Linked DNA regions of Homo sapiens: all the other regions are linked to region 3. A link is a loop called in an ENCODE intact Hi-C map of the cell type or tissue named here. Cell type or tissue: CD4-positive, alpha-beta T cell. All regions are shown on one strand.

Region 1 (8,000 bases), 440 kb before region 3:
CCCCCCTCTCTCTCCCAAGGCTCTCTCTTGCACTTCTGACTCATGGTGTTCTTAGAACATTCTCTTGGGCCATCTCTTCTCTTGAAGTCTCTAGCCTCCTGTCCTTTTGCCCACCTTTCTTTCTCTGATCTCACCCTTCATCTCCACCATCTTCTCCCCATTTCTGCCCACCTCTGCTTGCTCCAGGAAATTAAAAACGTGTCTGTCTTTATTTTGAAGAGCAATGCTGTGTTACTTATCTCACTCTAACCCAGGCCAGATTGCTACAATACTCTAGACTGCTACAAACATGAGGGTCTTTGAAGTATTCAGCACAATTAAGAGAGCTCACTTTCTGAGGATTTCTGCCTCTAGCTTTTCAAAGGAACAACACGTTTTTCTCCCTGCTCCATATGTATAAATCTCACATAATTGTAATCACAGTTTATGTACATACATATTTGTGCTCTACTCTTTTTCATTTGGTGTTGTTTCATAAGTAGTTTCCTCGTTGTGAATCTTATCTTGTAAAATTGTATAATTCTGGCTGGGCATGGTGCCACACACCTGTAATCCCAGCTACTTGGGAGGCTGAGGCAGGAGAATCGCTTGAACCTGGGAGGTGGAGGTTGCAGCAAGCCAAGATCATGCCACTGCACTTCAGCCTGGGCAAAAAAGTGAGACTCTGTCTCAAAAAAAAAAAATTGTATAATTCAGTCCTGTAAAGGTGACTTAATTCACTTAATCATTTCTCTAGTGTTGCGCATTTAAGATATTTCTACTTTTGTTGGGGAAAATTTGTTGTAAAATATTTTTAAACAACTAAAATCTCTTTCTATCAATTATGTTCTGCTGGGCGCGGTGGCTTACGCCTATAACCCCAGCACTTTGGGAGGCCGAGGCGGGCAGATCACTTGAGGTCAGGAATTGGAGACCAGCCTGGCCAACATGGTAAAGCCCCGTCTCTACTAAAAGCACAAAAATTAGCCAGGTGTGGTGGTGGGCACCTGTAATCCCAGCTACTCGGGAGGCTGAGGCAGGAGAATCCCTTGAACCTGGGAGACAGAGATTGCAGTGAACTGAGATCATGTCACTGCACTCCAGCCTGGGCGACAGAGCAAGACTCTGTCTCAAAAAATTTAAAAATATATATATTTTCTGAAAATAAACCCCCAAGAATATGCAGAATGGAGGGAGAGGGGCTACATTTTTATTGCCTTTAATATGTATTGTTAAATTTTACACAGTACAATTCTACCAATTTACAATGCCATTAGCAACTAATATTTCTCCATAGCCTCACTTGTGTTTAGTTTTCAAAAGTGTTTCAAATTTGTAGATGCAAAATTGCATCTTGTTAGTATTTCCATTTTCATGTATTTGATTACCAGTACTATTGAAAAGCTTACCACTTACTTAAATTTGTATTTTCTTTTCTGTATATTGTCTGTGTCCTTGTCTGTTTGTAATTGGCTTCTTGACACTTTTTTTTTTTTTTTTTGAGATGGAGTTTCACTCTGTCGCTCAGGTTGGAGTGCAGTAGTGCGATCTCGGCTCACTGCAAGCTCCGCCTCCCGGGTCTCCTGCCTCAGCCTCCTGAGTAGCTGGGACTACAGGCACCCGCCACCATGCCCTGCTAATTTTGTTTTTTGTATTTTTAGTAGAGATGGGGTTTCACCGTGTTAGCCAGGATGGTCTCAATCTCCTGACCTCGTGATCTGCCCTCCTCAGCCTCCCAAAGTGCTGGGATTACAGGTGTGAGCCACCGCGCCTGCCCAGCTTCTTGATACTCTTAATCATAAATTTAATAAGAGCATTTGCTGATTCTTTATCATATCTGCTGCAGCTATTTCCTCTAATCTCTTCCTTTCCGTATTTATAGATTTTGTATATACTCTTATTTTTTACCATGTCCTAGCAGCTCAATTTTTCCTGTATTATTTATTGGTTTATGCTAGAAGGTAGTAGAAAATAGTTAGAAATGTATGAATTCAAATTCTAACACTCTTATTCCTGCTCTGCCACTCTGGGTGACTGAGCAAATTACATAACCTCTCTAAGCCTTCTTCCCATCTGTAAAAACCTGATATCACTAATAATGGCACTGAGCACACAATGTCTTATAAGGATTAAATGAGATAATGCAGGCCGGGCGCGGTGGCTCACGCCTGTAATCCCAGCACTTTGGGAGGCTGAGGCGGGTGGATCACGAGGTCAGGAGATTGAGACCATCCTGGCTAACATGGTGAAACCTCGTCTCTACTAAAAATACAAAAAATTAGCTGGGCGTGGTGGTGGGCGCCTGTAATACCAGCTACTCAGGAGGCTGAGGCAGGAGAATGGCGTGAACCCGGGAGGAGGAGGTTGCAGTGAGCTGAGACTGCGCCACTGCACTCCAGCCTGGGCAACAGAGCGAGACTCTGTCTCAAAAAAAAAAAAAAAAAAAAGAGATAATGCATAAAGTGCACCTGGCACATAGCAACTCATAAAAGTAGTTACATCATTGTATTATTACTGTTATTCTTTTATTTGTTCAATAATTAGAAAAATGATTGTTTACCATAGCTGTGATAAATGACTGACTTGCTTTTTTACTGGTAGCTTTGTTTTTCATCTCCTTCATCCCTATGCAGCTCTGTTTTTTTTTTTTTTTTTTTTTTTTTTTTAGGAGTCTGGCTCTGTCTCTCTGTCTCCCAGGCTGGAGTGCAGTGGTATGATCTCGGCTCACTGCAACCTCCGCCTCCCAGGTTCAAGTGATTCTCATGCGCCACCACACCCAGCTAATCTTTGTATTTTCTGTAGAGACGGGGTTTCGCCATGATGGCCAAGCTGGTCTCAAACTCCTGACCTCAGGTGATCCACCCGCCTCAGCCTCCCAAAGTGCTGGGATTACAGGTGTGAGCCACTGGGATTACAGGAGGCAGCTGGCCTCCTATGCAGCTCATTTTGATGTATAATGGGTACATCTGAAGCAAGAGAGGGAGATGGAGTCCAAGCACCAGAGCTCACTCATCAGGGATTCTCATGGGGGCAGTTATGAGGGAAATGGGGAACATTCTCATGGGAGGAGAAAGGCTTATAAATTAAGCCGGAGAAGTTCATTAATAAATAGGCTGTCCACATTAACACCTGTCAATAAACAGGATTCGAAATGGCAGGTGAGGAGCTACAGAGGGTACTGCATCTGGAAACCTGGTGGGCAATGGCTCAGAGTCTGAGGGCTGAAATGAGGAAGTGCGGTATCAGCATGGAGCAAGCCAAGCCCACGGGAGCAGTGAAATGGGCCAATACTTAATCAGTATGCACCACAGTCTCACCATACAGTGAGACCCAGAAAGACATTTGTTCTGCTAGAATGCACATTTCTGTTATGGGAATCAGCTCACTGCAGAAGTAAAATTATAGCCATCATCAGGGAAGGAAGAAGCGCTCAGCTCAGCTGCTACACTAATTGCATGAGCCCTTTCAGCTGTATTTTAGGAAAATGGCAATGAGCACACACACCCAGGGCCCTTTTCCCCAGCTCTCAGCCAGGTTGCACTGCTTCCTGGATCCACCTGACTAGCACTCAGAGCCCACCACCATCTGCACTCTTTCAACACTTGCCAGACCAGCTCTAATTAAAGTGTTGCCAGCATGTTCCCACTCTATCACATTGAACATTTTAAATATCTACTGTGACAGTCTCCAGCCACACTGAGGCAGTCTGGGCAGTCCAAGTTATCTCCTTATGTGCAAACCACTATTTTTATTAGCATTCTGGTTACAGATTTCCACAGATTACGAGTGATCTGCCTCTAACCCTATTTTCCCCATAAGCCCTATTACTCTTACTGCTTGATTTTGCCGAACACAAGGTTCTTGAGGAATGCCTAAGTGTTGGGTGCTCCACGCACTGCCTTGGATCCTCTTGGCCACACCTCGATTCCTGCTATTATTTGAGGACACAATTCTATGCAGGCTTCAACTCACCTCCTGTGGCCCTGCCTCACCTCAAGCATGCGCTGTACATCTTCCCCTGACCCCGCAAGGTTCTCCGATGCTGTGGTGCGACGTGCCTGCGGGAGCACCCCGGCACTCGCTGATGTGAAACCTACAAGCGCAAGGGCGTTACAACCTTCAAGATGACCCTCTGTCAATGCTAGATGGGAGTTCATGGGGGAACACTTACAACTTCTGCCTTTCATCCATTGGGTGGTCAGTTTGAGGCACTATCTGTATACAACTCCTCAGAAGTTGCTGTTGGGATGGAAGCCCCCGTGCCCACTGCAGTCACCAATGTGACTGGCTTGGTTTTCCTTCTTCCCTGGTCAGTTTCCTTAGTCTCCACCCCTGCTCCCTGGTATCACCACTGTCCACAGTAAACTACACACACAGTTCCTTGTACCAGGCTTGTCTTCCCAGGGGAATAAGACAGCATGTGCTGCATTAAAATGGAAACACCTTTACTTACTTTTACGTACTGTTAATCAACAGTCACTGCCCAGTTCTTCCAAGTGGCCTTTATCATCCCTTCCCTGTAACTTCCTGGGTCCCCGTTTGAGACTCCCCCAAAGGAGTAATGTCACGCACAGCAGGAGGCTGCCAGCAGGGGGCTCCAACCCTACACCAACATCTGTTCTGAAGGTGCCTCAGCCGGACTAGTGATAAATGCTTTAGATTTCACCCTGGCAGTGAGATACAGGTAAAGATAAGTGCCTATTCAAGCCCTATGTTCCTTTTACTGGCGATTCATGTAAACCACACTCCTAATGAATTGAGGACTAATTTTTTTTTTGAAACAGGATCTCTCTGTTGCCCAGGCTGGAGTGCAGTGGCACAGTCATAGCTCACTGCAGCCTCAACCTTCCAGGCCCAGGTGATCCTCCTGCCTCAGCCTCCCAAAGGACTAAGATTACAGGCAGGCATCACCACGCCTGGCTAATTTTTTTTATTTTTCGAAGAAACAGGGTCTCACTATGTTGCCCAGGCTGGTCTCGAACTCCTGTACTCAAGCAATCCTCCTGCTTTGGCCTCCCAAAGTGCTGAGATTACAGGCCTGAGCCACTGAGCCCAGACACAACTGTTTTAAAAGGCAAGGTCAGTGGACTAGGTATTTGAACTATACATTCATGGCCAGACGCAGTGGCTCACTCCTGCAATCCTAGCACTTTGGGAGTCCGAGGCGGGCAGATCCCCTGAAGTCAGGAGTTTGAGACCAGCCTGGTCAACATGGTGAAACTCCGTCTCTACTAGAAATACAAAAATTAGCCAAGTGTGGTGGCACGTGCTTGTACTCCCAGCTACCTGGGAGGCTAAGGCAGGAGAATCACTAGAACCCAGGAGGTGGAGGCTGCAGTGGGACAAGATCACACCACTGAACTCCAGTCTGGGTGACAGAGCGAGACTCCATCTCAAAAAAATAAATCAAATCAAATCAAATGAACTATACATTCATTATGGATGACTCAAAAAGGTTGGGTAAATATTAAAAGTAATAAGAGACCTAGGAAGGAAATAAAGAATTATGAGGCCAAAGGCCGGGCGCCGTGGCTCACGCCTATAATCGCAGCACTTTCAGAGGCCGAGAAAGGCGGATCACGAGGTCAGAAGATTGAGACCATCCTGGCTAACACAGTGAAACCCTGTCTCTGCTAAAAATACAAAAAATTAGCCGGGCGTGGTGGCCGGCGCCTGTAGTCCCAGCTACTCGGGAGGCTGAGGCAGGAGAATGGCGTGAACCTGGAAGGCGGAGCTTGCAGTGAGCCGAGATGGCGCCACTGCACTCCAGCCTGGCGGACAGAGCGAGACTCCCGTCTCAAAAAAAAAAAAAAAAAAAAAAAAAGGCCGGGCGTGGTGGCTCACACCTGTAATCCCAGCACTTTGGGAGGCCGAGGCGGGCGGATCACGAGGTCAGGAGATTGACGCCATCCTGGCAAACATGGTGAAACCCCGTCTGTACTAAAAAATACAAAAAATTAGCAGGCTTGGTGGTGGGTGCCTGTAGTCCCAGCTACTTGGGAGGCTGAGGCAGGAGAATGGTGTGAACCCGCGAGGCAGAGCTTGCAGTAAGCAGAGATCAGGCCACTGCACTCCAGTCTGGGCGACAGAGCAAGACTCTATCTCAAAAAACAAAACAAAACAAAACAAAACAAAACAAAAAAACACTATAGTGGTTCCTCAAAAATTTAAACAAAATTACCACATGATCCAGCAATTCTACTTCTGGATATACATACTAAAGAATTAAGAGCAAAGATTTGAACAGATATTTATACACCCATGTTCATAGCAGTATTATTCACAATAGCCGAAAGGTGAAAACAACTGAAATGTTCATCAACTGATGGATGAACAAACAAAATGTGTGATATACATACAGATATATATACAGTGTGATATACATACTCAAATGTTCATCAACTGATGAATGGATAAACAAAATGCGTGATATACATACAATGTAATATGAGTCAGCCTTTAAAAGGAAGGACATTCTGACACATGCTACAACATGGATGAACCATGGATGAGATACGCTAGGTGAAGTAAGCCAGATGCAAAAGGACAAACATTGCATGATTCCACTTATATGAGGTAACTAGAGTAATAAAATTCACAGAGACAGGAAGTGCAACAATGGTTACTAAGGACTGGGGTTGGGGGAAGAGAATCAGGAGTTATTGTTTAATGCAGCAGTCCTCAATCTTTTTGGCACCAGGGACTGGTTTTGTGGAAGACAATTTTTCCATGGACAGGTATGGGAGGGGAAGATATTTTTGGGATGATTCAAGGGCCTTACATTTACTGTGCACTTTATTTCTGTTATGATTACATTCTAATACATAATGAAATCATTATACAACTCACCATAATGTAGAATCCTTCGGAGCCCTGAGCTTGTTTCCCTGCAACTAGGCAGTCCCATCCGGAGGTGATGGGAGACAGTGACAGATCATCAGGCATTAGATTCTCATCAACAGTGGGCAACCTAGATCCCTCATATGTGCAGTTCACAGTAGAATTCATGCTTCTATGAGAATGTAATACCGCTGCTGATCTGACAGGAGGCGGAGCTCACGTGGTAACGCAAATGACTGGGAGCGGCTGTAAATACAGATGAAGGTTTGCTCCCTCACTCGTCACTCACCTCCTGCTGTGTGACGCGGTTCCTAACAGACCACGGACTGATACAGGTCTCTGTACCCTGGTTTAATGGGTACCGGGTTTCAGCTTGGGAAAATGAAATGTTCTGCAGATAGATGGATGTGATGGTTGCACAACAATGTGAATATATTTATGCTACAGAACTATACACTTTTAAAGGTTTTAAAATAAGTTTTATATGAAACTGACATGTTTTCAGAAAAAAATACATTTCATATTATGTGTAATTTACTACATTACATGAGTATAATAATAAAAACCTAAAACTCAACAGATGGTTGGGAGGCCTAGGCGGGTGAATCACTTGAGGCCAGGAGTTACAGACCAGCCTGGCCAACATGGTGAAACCCCATCTCTACTAAAACTATAAAAATTAGCCAGGTGTGGTAGTGCGTACCTGTAATCTCAGCTACTTGGGAGGCTGAGGCAGTAGAACTGCTTGAACCCAGGGGACGGAGGTTGCAGTCTGCAGAGATCACACCACTGCCCTCTAGCCTGGGAAGCAGAGTGAGACTCAGTCTCAGAAAACAAAAAAACAAAACAAAAACCCTCAACAGATGGGTTTATACTTTATTAGCTACAGTCAAATCAATCAGTGAATGGAGCAGGGGTCAGAAGAAAATTCCCAGAATGCAGCACAGAGGAACAGAAGTCACCCCAAAGAATAATATAGAATTTATGCTCTAGTCTCTGGCATTGGTTTTATGAGTCCTATTTTGGGGTTTCCCCTTTTATAGTAGAAGTTAGGCTTAATATGAGCTACCTTACATGCTCACCCATAGGAAAAAGAATGCCAGCTTTGACATAAGTATGCATATGCATTGTTCCATTTAATTTAATTAATTTAATTTCATTTCATTTATTTAATGATTCTA
Region 2 (8,000 bases), 810 kb before region 3:
AGCTGATCTGCAAGAGAGCGAATAGCTAGTAGGGAACATGGGACCAGCACCTCAAACTCCACTTGCCACGTCCAGAGCCCTTTTGCCTATACCTCTGTGGTATCGGGAAGGTAGAAAGGTGACCAGTGTCAGAATCAAATCACAAACACTAAGGAAAAATTCCACCCCCTTCACGTTCCTTCCCTGTGGCTTTCAGGTCTCCTTAGTGGAAACAGAGCGGATTGTGGAATCCTACAGATCCAGGTTCTAGTTCCAGCCCAGCCATGTTAGGAATTCAGCTTCCTCAACTGGAAAACGGGGGCAATAATAATTCCTACCAGGGGATTGTAATGAAGAAAAGTGAGATAACCTAGATCCTGGCACGTGGCCAGCATTCAGTAGATGTCCTTTCCCTGATTTAATAGGTCTAGATGAGGTTTCTGTTAATCCTGATTCCTACTTTAAGATTCATGGTCAAGGTCAATGTTGTATATTTCTTCTTTTCTAAATGTTGTTCTCTGCAGTTGTTTTAACCATAAAAAAGTCAAGCTGGGTCTGTGCACTAAGTTACTTTGGGTGGGCCTTAGTCCACACTTTGACAGGCATCTGAAAAGATGTTTGCAAATTGAAATGCCCTCCAAGTAGGACACTGGGTAACCTGGGCCCCGTCGCAGACTGAGTCTCACAGCCTCCACCAAGGTCCACACCCACACAGCAATGTCATCGCGCATTTGCTGCTAATCTCCTTCACCACCATGAGCACTTGAGGACAATCATTGTGTGCTTTCCTCGGCGTCTCCAGCCCCAGCACCAACACATAGACTGATGAATGTTGAATGCACGCTAGATGGGGAGGAGGGAGAAGGTGGCGTCTTCTAACCAGCAAATGGAGCCAGCTATCATGGTTACTTGAGCAGGTCCAGGCACTTCCTCGGTCTCTTACAAACCAGTTTAGCATCAGAGAAATACCTTCCATTGTCCTGACTGGCATCTCCAGTAAGTTTTCCATAAAAAAATCAGGAGGTCCAGTTAAATTTGACTTTCAGATAAACCATCAAACACTTCTCAGCACAGTATGTGATATTTGGGACACATACTAAAAAAAAATCATTCTGTATCTAAAGTTCAAATGTAACTAGGCATCCTGTTTTTTTTTTTTTAATTTCCTAAACCTGACAAGCCTAATCTCCAGCTTTAGCTGGTACTCTCAAAATTGTGCATTGCTGATCACCAGCAGCACCAGCAGTAAGGTGTGGATGGTCAGTGGTTACCAGTTATCCCCCTGGAATGGAGCCCCAGCACCCAGCTTACAGAACCTGGGGTGGAAGTCAGGGGAGGAGAAGGCCAAGGGGACTGGAATAAACAGAATTAGAATGACAACCTCATAATCATTCATGACATGTGGTAGGCAGAATAAGGCCTTCCAAAGCTGTCTACAGCTTGGCCTCTACAATCTGTGAATCTGTTACCTTAATGTAAGATTCTGCAAGTGTGGTTAAATTAAGGATCTTAATTAGGTGAAAGAAGGACTCTGCAGGTGTGGTTAAATGAAGGATCTTGGAGATGAGGAGATTCTCCTGGATTATCTGGGTGGGCTCAATGTCAACACCAGGTCCGTGTAAGGCAAAGAGGTGGAAGGAAGTTAGGGTCAGAAGGAGGAGATGTGCTGACCGGAGCAGAGGTCTGTGATGCAGCAGAGAGAATGTGGCATGAGAATGACACACTGGCCATTACTGGCTTTGACCATGGAAGGGGACCATGAGCCAAGGAATTCAGGCAGCTCCTAGAAGCTGGAAAAGGCAAAGAAATAGATTCTCCCTTAGAACCTCAAGAAGGAATGCAGCCCTGCCATCCCCTTGATTTTATCCCAGTGAGACCCATGTTAGACTTCTGACCTCCACAACTGTAGGATAATAAGTGTGCATTGTTTTAAGCCACCAAGCCTGTGGTAAATTGCTACAGCAGGAATAGGAAACCAGTCCATCACAATAGCCAGAAGAAATTGTCGCATCGGTTTTTCCAGAAAGAATAACCACTTCAAAGATTCCTTCCCTAGCAAAGACAATGAACGGGACTAAACACTACACTCGGTGTATTGACTTGCACTATTCCATTTTCTCCTGATGACAGCCTTGCAATCACCTGGCAGCATTGTCTCTCCAGGTAGAGAGACTGGAGCTTGTGCAACAGAAGCTGTGCAACTGGAGAAATCATGCAACTTGCTTGAGGCCACCCAGCCGGTGTCACTGCTGCCAAGTCAGACAGGGGCCACCCCAGGCTGGGAGACACCAGGCATGTGCAGGCTGGGCCAGGGTGGGATTGGGGCTGTGAATTTCCAGGCATCTCAACTAAGGCTGTCATATCTTCCCTGTGCAATCAGAAGCTGACCTGCTTTCAAAATACAAGTGCTATGGCCTGGCTTTTTTTTTCTTTTTTTTCTTTTTTTTTTTGGCTTGAGAAAGAAGCAACTCAGTTTTGTCTCCAATCCTTCAGCGCCATCATGATTCTCCTCTGCTGCTGTTTGGGTTTTGCTCTTCCCCGATACCTCAAAATAGGAAAAAATAACAGCCCCACCCCTTGTTTGTCACCTGCCAGCTTTTAAGTGCCTCCACAGCCGTCCTTTCTTTGGGGCTTCACAACAATTGCTTAGGTACAATGGGCAGATGTCCTTCTTCCTATTTTACAGAGAGGAAAACTGAAGCTTCAGTAAGGACGAATGGCTGCCTGCTCTGGGTGACAGTGCAGAAGTGGGTTCTTTTGACACCCAGGCTGTTCACGTAGAACCTGGGAGAAGGTCTAAGATGGGGCAGAAGAGGAGAATGGAAGCAAGGGAGGGACTGGGATTTCTGTGCTGGCTCAGCCAGGAGTCCTAGGAGAGGAGGGAAGAGGAGAAAGCAGGCTCTGGGCAAGCACAAGTTGTAGGGGGGCTGGGGAAGTGGGGTCACTGATTAAGGGGCCACAGCAGCAGAGGACTGAATGTCTCTACTCAAGGGCTGCTGCTGTGCTCCTGGGCGCCCAGGCCCAATGCAGTGGGGAGCAGCCATGCTTCCCTCTTAGGGTGTGGTCTTCAGGGCTTTCAGGGGCCTGACAGCAGAGAAGGAGGACCTGCCCGTTCAAAGGAGGGTTGGAAGCTGGCTCTTCTGGGGCCAGGAAAGCTCGGTCTGCCCATGCCATTCTGGGCCTGGTTCCATCAGGACCCTACAGAGCAGCAGGTCCCCAGGGCAACACGGAAATTTGTTCCCAGAGTGCCACCCCTTATTCTCCTCCCAACCCCGATCATGTGGGGGTAAGCATGTAGTCTAGGGGCACTGATGTTCCAGGAGCTGAACACCTGGGTTGCCTCTCTGGCCCACATCAAGGAATAGTAGCAATGTTGTAGAAAGAGTTTGAGCTTAGGAATTAGGCCGACTGAATTAGATCCCCGATCTGCCACTTAACTACCTGCATGATCCTGAGAAGCCCTGCCCAGCCCTGATCCAAATCTAACTCACAGGGTTATTTGGGGAATTAAATGACATTATGTAAGTCAAGTACCTTACACAGTTCTTGGTACACAGTAGGTGATCAATTAATGATAGCTGCTATCCAAATATTTGCTGTTATTCCATGCTCAGTTTCACTACCGTGTAGTTTGCCCTTGTAAACTTATTAGATCTAATTTCCAAGTACAGAACTTTCTATCGTGTGGAAGCCAAGGCTGAGCCTGCTCCTGATCAGTTGGGAACTCTGCTGGGGGCTCACACCCAGCTCTGAAATGCATCGCTGCCTTTTCTCTGCAGGGAGCCTTGTTTGGTGGTAAGCTTCCATATGGTTTTGTGTGTCTTAGGCCAGGGGGAGCAATATTTCTTCTTGTGCCTAAAAGTGGAAACAAACTGCTAATTCATACCCTTGAAAAAATTGGCTGCAAAGCCCGCTTTATTGATAGAGCCATCGGACACAAACTTCATCCACAGTCTGTTGGAGCTCGATTTCACATCCTCCGGCTTCTCATAGCCACAAAAGTGGCCGATCAGGGCACTCTCTTCCGTGGGGCCATCCCGGACTTCCAGGTAGTCATATGCACAGCTGTCGTGCCTTTCAATCTAAAGGAAGAAACAGAGGCAAGGTGGATGGCAGATGGTTCTGCTTTAAGGTTTTTGATTTAAGAAGAGAACCCAAATATCACTCTCAAAATCTAACCAAGAGGCCAAAGGACCCAAGTGTGTCCCAGGTCTCTCCATGCTGCTTCCTAGTTCACTCCTTACTTGCAGAAGTCAAGGGTGAATCAAACTGAGAAGAGTCTAAGAGGATAAATAGAGAAGAACAATTCTACCAAACTTCCCTGGATCCCATCCTGAATTTTCACTTTGATTATTATTCTCAACCTCTCTTACTGCCCTCAGAAAGGTGTCAAACCCCATTTCAAAGCCTGCATAGATGTTGATGTCAGATGTCCGGGCACAATTCACTATGGGCTTGAGAATAGCCTCTTAGGTTCCTGTTTTTAGCCAAAAATGAAAACCCATCTTTACAGAGTGGAGGATGTCTAGCAAAAGTTGCCGTTTCCTTGGGAAGCCGGTCTGAGCAGCACTCACCTCAAAAGCTTGGAAGGTAAGTCCCACGTGAAACCCCTCTGAAACCGTAATCCTCCAGACACATTCCTTGGAAGGTCTGTAGTCATCCGGATAGTTGGGAGATTGAATCTGACCGGCATCTTTGTTCATGTCTCCCCCGCAGGTAGCTTTAGAAAGAGACATCAGGAGAGGAAGACGGGGGCCCTGGTCAGATCTTACTTAGGAAGGAAGGTTGGGGAGGCGGGGGGAACAGCGCTTGCCACCACTAGGTGGCTCCGCTCACCAACATTTTCATCTCCAGCCCACAAACACCGCGCCTCCAGAAAGGCACGATTGCATTTGTCTTTAACTCTGAATTTTTTTCATATAAAGAAAAAACCACATAAAGCAGTGGTTCTCTAACTTCGCTGTGCATCAAAATCGCCTGAGGGAGTTTGCAAACTGTGGAAGCTGGGGCCACACTCCCCAGAGGTTCTGATTCCAGTGGGTGTTGGGGAGCGCTGCGTAGCCGTGAAGTTCCCCAGGTGATTCAAGGTAGAGAGTACAGGACCGCTGGTAGGAAAGGACCCGTGCGCGCACACGTGCACACATGCGCACACATGCACATTACTTATTTTACAAAGACAAAACTTTGGCCTCTCTAAAATTGTAATAATTTAAGGCCGAAGGACCCTTGGTAATGTAAGGCCAAAGGACCCTTGGTAATTTTCTGGTAGTTTTCCCCTTTCTTTTTTTTTTTTTTTTTTTGGTAGAGGGTACGGTGGGGTGGGGAATGAGCCAGAGAAGCTCAAGACATAGAAGAAATAGAAGCACCATCACCTGGTGGCAGCTGCCTAGAGCCCAGACCTATTGGTTCCCTCTACTCAGCCACCAGGGTAGCCTCAGAGGCCCTTCTAAGAAACGCAGTTGGAAATTCCTTGATGTTGCCCAAAGTCTTCTTTTCACAAAGGAAACAAACAGAGGCCTAGAGAGGTCAGATTCTTTGCTTAGGCTCACACAGCAATTCAGAGGCTGCTATCATTTCCACAGGGTTCTAGATCCCCCCAATACCGTCCTGTATGGGGGAAGCCGACTCCTCAGCTGGCCTGGAATGAGGGTTGAGTGGGATGGCGTCAGAAGGATGGCACTACTTCTGAAGTGGGCACAGCTGGCCTCTGCTTCCAGAATGTTGCAGGAGGGGCTGTGGAATCCTCAGCTTGCCCCCTGTGGTGGCTGCCCCCACCCCTGTGGCTCTGGCCTGGAGTGTCTGGGCTGGGAGAGGGACAGTGGGCTGCCTGGGAAGGACAGAGCTTATGAGGGGCCACCGAGCAGCTGCTTTCACCTCGCACAAACCTTCGTACGCTGCAAAGAAGCCCTTGCCCAAGATGTTGCTGCTGCTGCGGAACTCCACCCAGAGCCGGCTGTCCGTGGAGACGAGGGGCTCCGGGATCTTATCGCCACAAAACCTGCCTGGAAAGTGGAAAAAGAAGCAGTTAGGAGCCCTGGGGACAGCAAGAAGGCACTGGCTTCAGGCTAGGAGGAAGCTGAGGTTCTTCACACGTGGTTTGAAGTGAGCAATAACCCTGGCTGGGACAACTTATCCTGTAGCACACACAGGATCAAAAGATGGGATTGGAAGAGTCACACAATAATGTGTGACTTAATTCTTTTTCAGGCTGACTTCAGGAGAATTCCAAATTCCCATCAAAGTATCCAGAGAAGAGCCCAGGCAGCCTCTCCCCTGCCGAGGGGTGTTGCTGAGGCTCTGAAGGTGAGGCAGGGGAAGAATGGTGAGAGAATAGAGCAGATTTCCTTTCCTGGTGTTTCCTGTTGCATGTATACCCTTCCCTTTTGGGGGCATTAGACATCTGCTTTCCTTGACTTGGGAAGGGATGCCAGGGAAAACACAGCAAAGAAATAAAACCATCTTGGCGTTTACATTTCACAAGCCTAGTTGCAATAGCAAAGATTTGGAAGGATGCACCATATTTTCCCCATCCTGGTAGCCGTAGGAGGGTTCCTAGGATGGAGGAGTGACAGGACTAGCGGGAGAGCAGCAGGGAGCCCCTAAAAGGACCCATTCCCCATCTCACCTTGAGAAAGAGATCCCAGGTAGGTTTAAGAATCTAAGAGAAGCAGAAAACTGTGTCCTCAGTCCTTGGGCAGAGTCCAGAGTGGCAGCAAGACCCTGGATTCCCCTGTTGTGCCCACCCGCCAAGGTCAGCATAGAAGTGTCTATGTGATTGTCCAGACATTTGGCCCTGAGACAGGCATGCAGAGCTCTTCAGGCAAAGTGTGGCAGGATGGCAGCAACATGATTCCAGGCCCAAGAGGGGGATGGAAGTGACTTTCCCACAGCTGAGAGGATTAGGGGAGCCATAGAATGTCTCCCAAGCTTCTAGGGGAATGTAGACCTGCACCATTCTGAACTGGCCTAGGGTTGATAAAAGGAGGAAGCCCAGTAGCCTGTATCTGGATAGAGGACTCATTGGTTAGGGATGAGAACATCCCAGCAATGCCAGTCAGGGTGGCAGGATAGATGCCCCCCGCCACCACCATGCCTTGGCATAAACTATGCCCCCAACCAGGACATACAAATTGACCAAAACTGAAAACACAAATTGACCAAAATCAAGTCCCTACTACCTGATGGAAAGGGGGATCATCATAGACAAACTTTTGTTATCGAGAAAAAAAATTAATACATTTGTATTTTCTTAGACACTTGGGTGCATGGTCTGAAATCTGGAGCCTCCACAGAGGCCTGGTCTTCCCAGTACCTGGTCATTCTTGGCCATCTAATCCCTACTGCCACGTCAGGATGGCAGCCCAGGGCGAGGTGGGAGATGGGTTCATCTTTACTGAATGGTTCAGAACACAGGCCAGCCACGGTCTATTTGGACTGGAAGACCATGGTTCTACCAAGCACCTATTGCATGAGTCACTTGGAGAATGTATTTAGCTTTGGGGGGCAATGGGGAATGGGAAGTGGCTGCTAATGAATATGGGTCTTCTTTTGGAGTGATGAAAATATTCTTTTTTTTTTTTTTTTTTTTTGAGACAGAGTCTTGCTCTGTCACCCAGGCTGGAACACAATGGCGTGATCTCAGCTCACTGCAGCCTCTGCCTCCCAGGTTCAAGGGATTCTCCTGCCTCACCCTCCCAAGTAGCTGGGACTACAGGCACGTGCCACCATGCCCAGCTAATTTTTTATATTTTTAGTAGAGATGGGGTTTCACCGTGTTAGCCAGGATGGTCTCAATCTCCTGACCTCATGATCTGCCCGCCTCAGCTTCCCAAAGTGCTGGGTTTACAGGCATGAGCCACCGCGCCTGGCTGTGATGAAAATATTCTAAAATTGATTGTGGTGACACAACTCTGAGCATGCTAAAAACCATTGACTGGTATACTTTAAATGGTGAATTGTATGGTCCAGAAATTATATCTGAATATTTTTTTAAAGTCCAATTCACAGATATGTCACGGGTA
Region 3 (8,000 bases):
TAAGCCACACGGACATAGTCTCTGCCCTCAGAGAGTTCACAGTCTAGTACAGGAGGCAGACTGCAATGAAACAAAAGCAATCACAAGAGCTTATCAGGGCAGGGTGTGGTGGCTCATTCCTATAATCCCAGCACTTTGGGATGCTGAGGCAATCGGATCGCTTGAGCCCAGAATTCAAGACCAGCCTGGGAAACATAATGAAACACCCTCTCTACTAAAAATACAAAAATTAGCCGGGCGTGGTGTCATGTGCCTGTAGTCCCAGCTACTTGGGAGGATGAGGTGGGAGGATCACTTGAGCCTGGGAGGCCAAGCTGCAGTAAGCTGTGTTCATGCCACTGCACTCCAGCCTCAACAGAGTGAGACCCTGTCTCAAAAAAATAATTAATTAAAAAAAGAGTTTATAGTTACAAATTATAGTGAGAGCTATGAAGGACCCATCCATGAAGGATGGAGAGTATTAGAGAAGTGTGACTTTGCCTGGGAGTCAGCAGCTCCCCTGAGATGACACCAACCTGACATCAGATGAATGAGTAGTCACCATCCAGGTGAGGGGTTTGGGGGTGGAGGGAGAGTGTCCCTGATGCTGAGGCCAGAGAGCACCCACAGGCTCTGGGATCTGGAAGCCTGGGGGCAGGTGGGCCCTAGGGATCCCAGGGCTGTGAGTGGAGATGCAGATGGGGCATGATCCCCCTGAACCGAGGAGGGATGGGAATGAAAACAGGGAAGCCTGGTGAGTGATGCTGGGGGTTTGGACTGATGTCATCACAGTAGAAATGCCAAGTCAAAGGGGACTTTTTAATTGAACTTTTTTATTATGGAATTTTAAAAAATAAATAAATGTAGACAGAACAGTACCATGAACTCCTGAACCCCTCATCCAGCAGCATCCACAACAGCTGACCCACAGCCAAGCTTTTCTCAGCTATACCCCACCCACGCTCCTTACCCCAAATGTATGATGCCGAAACAAATCCCAGATTTGTTTGCTGTGTAGTTCACCCATGGATATTTCAGTATGTATCTCTACAACAAAAGGACTGTTTTTAACATAACCGCATTATCACACCTAAAAAATAAATGATAACACAAGGGGAAATGTCTGAGGCTTGATATTTATTGCCAAACTACCCAGAAAAGCCCCCCGCCGACCCCAAGCAGGTGTGAGGGTCCCCATCTCACTACACACTTGCCAACACTGGGAGTTACAAGAGATGGATTTCTACAAGAGGCTCACCCCAAAACCGAGGAGCTAACCCTTAAATTCCAGGTTCACTTAATTAAAATGAGGCAGCCACAGAAACACTTTCTGTGGAAATCTCTCTCACACATCCAATGGCCACTTGTGAGCGGCCAGCGATTGGGGGTTGTAGAGACAGGAGGTGGTGAGCCCAGCAACCCCTGCCAGCTCCCCAGGGTGGGCCCAGTACCGGTTCATGGAGTACCCTGCCGGCTCCCCAGGGTGGGCCAAGTGTGGGTTCACAGAGCACCCTGCTGGCTCCCCAGGGCGGGCCAAGTGCGGGTTCATGGAGCAGGGCCCCTGCCCATCCTTCATCTCCCACATCTGCCCTCAGCCAATGGGGCAGACTGAGAAAGGGTTTCCTTAGGACCCAAGGGTTTCCAGAAACAACCCACCAGAGCCAGAGAGGGAAGGACCAGCAGGTGCTCCCTCCTATGGCAAGCACATGCCCCTTCAGAGCTCAAAGGGTTTCTGTTTGAGCTGAAACCTAGGGACTCACTGCCTTGCCTCTCCTCAGACCTGTGCCCCCCCTACAGTGACTCATGGGCGTCCCATTCAGTCAGGAACCTAGAATATTAAAAGATCTACAAGCCAGATAGGTGAGTTTTCAGGTTCAGAAAGCAGTTTCATCTTTCTAGTAAGATGGAGGCAGCCACAGTTCCAGAACTCTCTGCGCAGTTCCCTAACCTTTCTGAGCCGTGGTCTTTACCTAATCAGGTTTGACTTCCTGCTACAGTCTCCTACTCTCAGTCCAGAATAGAGGCGGCAACCAGGCATGGTGGTACGTGCCTGTGGTCCCAGCTACTCAGAAGGCTGAGGTGGGAGGATCGCCTGAGCCCTGGGAGTTCAAGGTTGTAGTGAGCTGTCATCGCACCACTGCACTCCAGCCCAGGTGAGAACCTATCTCTAAAAAAATTAAAAATAGAGACAGCTGTCCTTCCTGCAAGCCAGCCAGCCAGACACTGAGTCTTTGCTGTGTTCCAGGCACCCTGCTAAGCCAGGGAGATGCAAGGGTGAATAGGAACTGATCCCTTCCCTGCAGGAGCTCACCATCTCTAAGAAAAGCAGTCACATAAACACTGTGCAACGTGACCAGGGCTCCAGAAGAGATGCGTTCATGCTGCTGTGGGAATTCAGCTAGTGGAGCCAAGAGCTCTGCCTGGAGAGAGAAGGCTTCTAGGGGGCGGGATCTTAAAAGCTGGGGCTTGAATGACACTGGGGAAAGTCAAGGTGGGGGAAATCATCTCCTGGACAGGACATGAACTAACACTCTTTGGATTCAAGCAGCAGAACATCTTTTCATACACTTACTGGACATTTGTACGTCTTATTTGAAGTAATGTCTATTCATATCCTTGCCCATTTTTAAATTGGGTTATTTGTTTTTTTTTATTGTTGAGTTGTAAGAATTCTTGGCCAAGCTCAGTGGCTCATGCCTGTAATCCCAACACTTTGGGAGGCTAAGTCAGGAGGATGGCTTGAGCCCATGAGCCCAGGAACGTGAGACCAGCCTGGATAAGACAGCGAGATCCCATCTCTACAAAAAATTAGCTAGGTATGGTGGTACACATCTGTAGTGCCAGCTAATGGGGAGGCTGAGGTGGGAGGATTGCTTGAGCCCAGGAGGTTGAGGCTGCAGTGAGCTGTGATCACATCACTGCACAACAGCCTGGGAAACAGAGCAAGACCCTGTCTCAAAAAAAAAAAAATTCTTTATATATCCTAGACACTACTCCCTTGTCAGATATATAAGTTGCAAATATTTTCTTCCATTTTGTGAGTCTCAATATCCTTTCATACCTTTTGAATCTGGTGCCATATACATATACTAGCTATTCAGATATCATAGGTAATTCAACATTTTCTGGAGCCACAATAAGAAAGTAAAAAGACAGCTGGGCGCGGTGGCTCATGCCTGTAATCCCAGCACTTTGGGAGGCCAAGGCGGGTGGATTGCTTGAGGTCAAAAGTTTGAGACCAGCCTGGCCAACATGGTGAATCCCCATCTCTACTAAAAATACAAAATCAGCCTGGTGTGGTGGCGGGTGCCTGTAATCCCAGTCACTCAGGAGGCTGAGGCAGGAGAATCTCTTGAACCCGGGAGGTGGAGGTTGTTGCAGTGAGCCAAGATCGTGCCACTGCACTCCGGCCTGGGCGACAGAGCAAGACAGAAGCTATATTATGTAGAATTCCATGACAGTGAATGAGGTATTCCATGGACACAGATGGTTGCACTGGCAGAAGTATTTTGGGAAGAGATGGCAAATCCATATCTAGAATAAGAGTCTGTTCCAGTGAGGACAAAATTGATGTCCCCTCTATGGTGGAAGGGGTCCAATGTAGTTAGTCTGCCACCAGATGGCTGGCTGAGGTCCCCCCACCTCCAGGAATGATGAGCTTCTGAAATGTCTGGAGGGCATTTTCTTTCCTTCCTTTCAACATTCACTCAACAATTTGCTGGGGGCCTCCTCTGGTCCCAGCCCTATGCTCAGACTATAAATGACATAGCAGGGGTTGGGCCCTTGGTCACTGTCTCAGGCTTAGGGTTTAGAGACATGAGAAACAGAAATGGCTGCCATGGCCACCACTGCTAAAACAGAATGACCCAGTGAAAAGAGCACTGGGCAGGGAGTCTGGGGTACCTGACTTCTAGTCCAGGTTTGCCGCTAGCACCCATGTGACAGAAGTGGGGACACTGTGCTTCTCTAGGCTCAGATTCCTCATCCTTGAAACAGAATGGAAGCTCCAGGATGGCGAGGACCAATGGTGGACCAAGGCTAGGGGGTGATGAGGGGGTACGTTGTGGAATCAGTTCCCCTTGGGTGCAGAACACAAGTCATTTGTCAGCCGGGTGCAGTGGCTCACATGTGTAATCCCAGCACTTCGGGAGGCCAAGGCGGGCAGATCACCTGAAGTCAGGAGTTCGAGACCAGCCTGGCCAACATGGTGAAACTCCGTCTCTACTAAAAATACAAAAATTAGCCGGGCGTGGTGGTGTGTGCCTGTAGTCCCAGCTACTCGGGAGGCTGAGGCAGGAGAATCATTTGAACCCAGGAGACGGAGGTTGCAGCGAGCCAAGATCGTGCCACTGCACTCCAGCCTGGGCAACAGAGCCAAGCTCCGTCTCAAAAAAAAAAAAAAAAAAGAGTCATTTGTCTCTGAAGAAGTTTTTAAATAATTAACTAATAGTTGGTCTCCTTTTTGTTATCACAATACACCTGCTGTTCTAAACAATGCCAGTAAGAAAATACTCATCCAAAAAAAAAAAAATCCTTGTTTTGCCTGAGTTCTAAATAATTACTACAGTTACTATTAGGTTTTCATAATGTACGTGTAAGCTTTAAATTAGCAATTTTAAAATTATTTATCTTTTAATAAACATTGTATTCTACATGGACGTTAACTTGGAGTACTCCGTTCTACAGTTGTACCCAGACACACACAGACCCAACTACCTGTGATTTTTCTAGGGTAAGTATGTAGTGGCTTGGAATCTTTCAAGCTCACTTCTGGCAGAATGATTAAAATTTAAACAAATAAATCAAAGACAGAGAAATTTAAGTCCCCACCAACCCCGTCTCTTAACACTTGATGCATTGAACCAGGGAAGCTCACCTGCGCCATCTAGTGGTAGAAATGGTGATTACAGGCACGTGTGGCTGGACATTCTCATCCCTGCGGGCAGCTCTTGTCCCACAGGAGTAGGGGGCACAGGGCTATGGAGCGCTTGAAATGCGACTCATCCGAATTGAGATGGGCTGAAGGTGTAACATGCATACTGAATCTCTAAGACTTAGTATGAAAAATAATGTAAAGTAGCTCTTTAACAATGGATTATACTGATTACATATTGGTTTTCTATTGATTACACATTCAAATGATAATATTGGGGGTGAGGGAAGCCTCGGGAAGGTTTAATCAGACAAGTCAGCCCCAAGGCTATTGCATCCTAGGTCCACCTAGATCACAACGAGCAAGTTCCTTCACTTCTCAAGGCCTTAGTTCCCTCATCCTTAAAAATGGATGGGTGATACCGACATCACGAGACTATGATGATTAAATGCGATAAGGCATACAAATGCCTAAGACATTTACGCTCAGGAGAAATTGGTTTCCTTTCTGTCAGAGCTAATCAAAATGGCAGAAAAACTAGAGTAGGCAGCCTCCTGGGGGCACTCTCAGAGGGTCTGGATTTATTTCCCTTTTTCCCCTTTGGCACTATGCTGCAGGTGTGTGGCCCAGGCAATCAGCCCTCCTAATTGTGGAGGACCAGCTCCAGCTGCCGCCCTCCTGGGCCCCTGCCCGCCTCGGCGCCCACTGTGTGCACAGCACCAGGCGCCAGCTCGTGAGCTTGCTCTCATCCTGTGGGCCAAGGCCCAATCCCACCTTTCTGCCTGGGGGTCTTCCCAGCCACACCAGCCCCTCCACTTCCCGCAGTGGGCGGCCTCCCTGTATCCACACCCACCACAGGGCACAAACCGCACACCCACTGCCACCTCTGCATCAGTGGTTCTGTGTCATGCTGGACCAACAGTATCAGCATCAGCTGGGAACCAATGAGAAATGCAAGTTCCTGGGCCTCAGACCTGCATCAGAGACTCCAGGGGTAAGGCCCGGCCATGCTTCAGAAAGACTTCTAGGTGACTTGGCTGCCTGGTCAGTTTGAGAACCAGTGCCCTATCAGCCCTCACAGCCGCCGGGCGCGGTGGCTCACGCCTGTAATCCCAGCACTTTGGGAGGCTGAGGTGGGTGAATCACGAGGTCAGGAGATCGAGACCATCCTGGCCAACATGGTGAAACCCCGTCTCTATTAAAAATACAAAAAAATTAGCCGGGCGTGGCGGCGGATGCCTGTAGTCCCAGCTACTCGGGAGGCTGAGGCAGGAGAATGGCGTGAACCCGGGGGGCAGAGTTTGCAGTGAGTCGAGATCGCGCCACTGCACTCCAGCCTGGGCAACAGAGCAAGACTCCGTCTCAAAAAGAAAAACACAAAACAAAACAAAAACACAGCTTCCTTTGCTCTCCCCTCTGCTCCCCTCCCACCCCCTCCGTCAGTGGAGCCCCTATTCGGTTGTGGAGGAACTCCTGTGCCTAAAACTACCCTGTCATCTTCCCCTTCACCATTTCGCCCATGGTAATCTTCACCAAACTTTAGCAAACTTTCAGTAATTTTATCACATATGCAGGCCACTTTTCTATTTCTTCCTCAACATTTTAAATTTGATACAAATTCAAATACACACTTTAGGTGGGCACAGTGGCTCATGCCTGTAATCCCAGCATTTTGGGAGAGCAAGGCAAGAGGATTACTTGAAGCCAGGAATATGAGACCAGCCTGGGCAACATACCAAGACCCCATTTCTAAAAAAAAATTTTAAAATTAGCTGTGCACTGTGGTGTGTGCCTGTAATCGCGGCTACTCAGAAGGCTGAGGCAGGAGGATTGCTTGAGCCCAGGAGTTAGGGGCTGCAGTGAGCTATGATGGCACCACTGCACTCTAGCCTGGATGGATGACAGAGACTTTGTCTCTAAAAAACAAAACAAAACAACCCCAAATATACACTTTAGCCTGGTCCTAAAGAATCTAGAAATTCAGACTTAACATATAAGTTATATTTTTCTATCACATATTAAACACTATTAAAGACTGTTCATCACCAGGCATGGTGGCTCACACCTGTAATCCCAGCACTTTGGGAGGCCGAGGCGAGTGGATCACCTGAAGTCAAGAGCTTGAGACCAGCCTGGCCAACATGATGAAACCCCGTCTCTACTAAAAATATAAAAATTAGCAGCTGGGCGCGGTGCCTCACACCTGTAATCCCAGCACTTTGGGAGGCTGAGGTGGGCGGATCACCTGAGGTCAGGAGTTTGAGAACAGCCTGACCAACATGGAGAAACCTGTCTCTACTAAAAATACAAAATTAGCCTGGCGTAGTGGCACATGCCTGTAATCCCAGCTACTCGGGAGCTGAGGCAGGAGAATCGCTTGAACCCAGGAGGCAGAAGTTGCGGTGAGCCAAGATCGTGCCATTGCACTCCAGCCTGGGCAACAAGTTGTGCCTATAATCTCAGCTACTTGGGAGGCTGAGGCATGAGAATCACTTGAACCCAGGAGGCAGAGGTTGCAGTGAGCCAAGATCGTGCCACTGCACTCCAGCCTGGGGGATAGAGCAAGACTCTGTCTTTAAAAAAAAAAAAAAAAAAAAACAAAACACCTGTTTATCCAAAGTACTGTCTAGAAGTCATTTTGGGGAAACGATGCCTGCAGTGTAGCCTGACTCTCTCACAACACACTCTATCCTACCCTTTCCTGTCTACCCCTCAGGGCTTCCATTTCCCTCCTCCTCTCATCTGCAGCCCCGACTCTTGACAGCCCTACCTTCCTGGACCATCCAGCACCTCCCTTCCATCAACCCCCCACCCAAGACTCTGACATCCCTGACGACTCCCTGTGAAACATCACCAGCTAAATAAATACACACGGAATGAATGAACTCTGGGCCCTCAAAACATCCACCTCTGCCCCACAGCGCCCCAAGCCCCCGTCCTTATGTAACTCGTCTCTAAGTAACAGCTCCAGGAAGTGTCCCTGGACCTCCCGTACACATCTTTCCGGGCCTCCGCCCACCCACCCTTCCACCTTACTTTCCCACCCTCACCAAAGGCCTCGTATGTGCCAGGCATTGCACTAGGTAGTGTGGAAACAGAATATAAAGAACAGCTCTGGCCTTCAAGGAACTCAGATTCCCATAAGCCA

Evidence for each region. Hi-C counts contacts between places; a loop is a spot of excess contacts. Peaks named below come from ENCODE experiments on the same cell type or tissue, not always from the same donor. Only the 100,000 strongest peaks of a DNase experiment are listed, where the experiment ranks them.
Region 1: it touches region 3 in a loop (11-fold over the local background); 9 of 110 quality-filtered maps call a loop at or near these places.
Region 2: it touches region 3 in a loop (8-fold over the local background); 10 of 110 quality-filtered maps call a loop at or near these places.

The regions. Positions count from the first base shown.
Region 1 is chr10:96,761,274-96,769,273 of GRCh38, forward strand. No RefSeq gene overlaps it. Among named protein-coding and RNA genes, the nearest start is that of PIK3AP1, 45 kb to the left of the region's middle. RefSeq lists a silencer at 4,613-4,702. In CD4-positive, alpha-beta T cell, CTCF peaks have their summits at 4,575 (motif pointing right) and 4,774; a DNase peak (open chromatin) is centred at 4,578.
Region 2 is chr10:96,391,322-96,399,321 of GRCh38, forward strand. It overlaps TLL2 (tolloid like 2), which reads right to left. Exons shown (of 21, transcript NM_012465.4): 11 at 5,865-5,981; 12 at 4,554-4,699; 13 at 3,866-4,061. Among named protein-coding and RNA genes, the nearest start is that of OPALIN, 36 kb to the left of the region's middle. RefSeq lists an enhancer at 5,793-6,321. In CD4-positive, alpha-beta T cell, CTCF peaks have their summits at 4,814 (motif pointing right) and 5,013; a DNase peak (open chromatin) is centred at 4,810; H3K27me3 peaks cover 1,269 bases.
Region 3 is chr10:97,205,814-97,213,813 of GRCh38, forward strand. The region is part of intron 11 of ARHGAP19-SLIT1 (ARHGAP19-SLIT1 readthrough (NMD candidate)); the gene reads right to left. Among named protein-coding and RNA genes, the nearest start is that of SLIT1, 24 kb to the left of the region's middle. In CD4-positive, alpha-beta T cell, CTCF peaks have their summits at 4,857 (motif pointing left) and 5,056; a DNase peak (open chromatin) is centred at 4,868.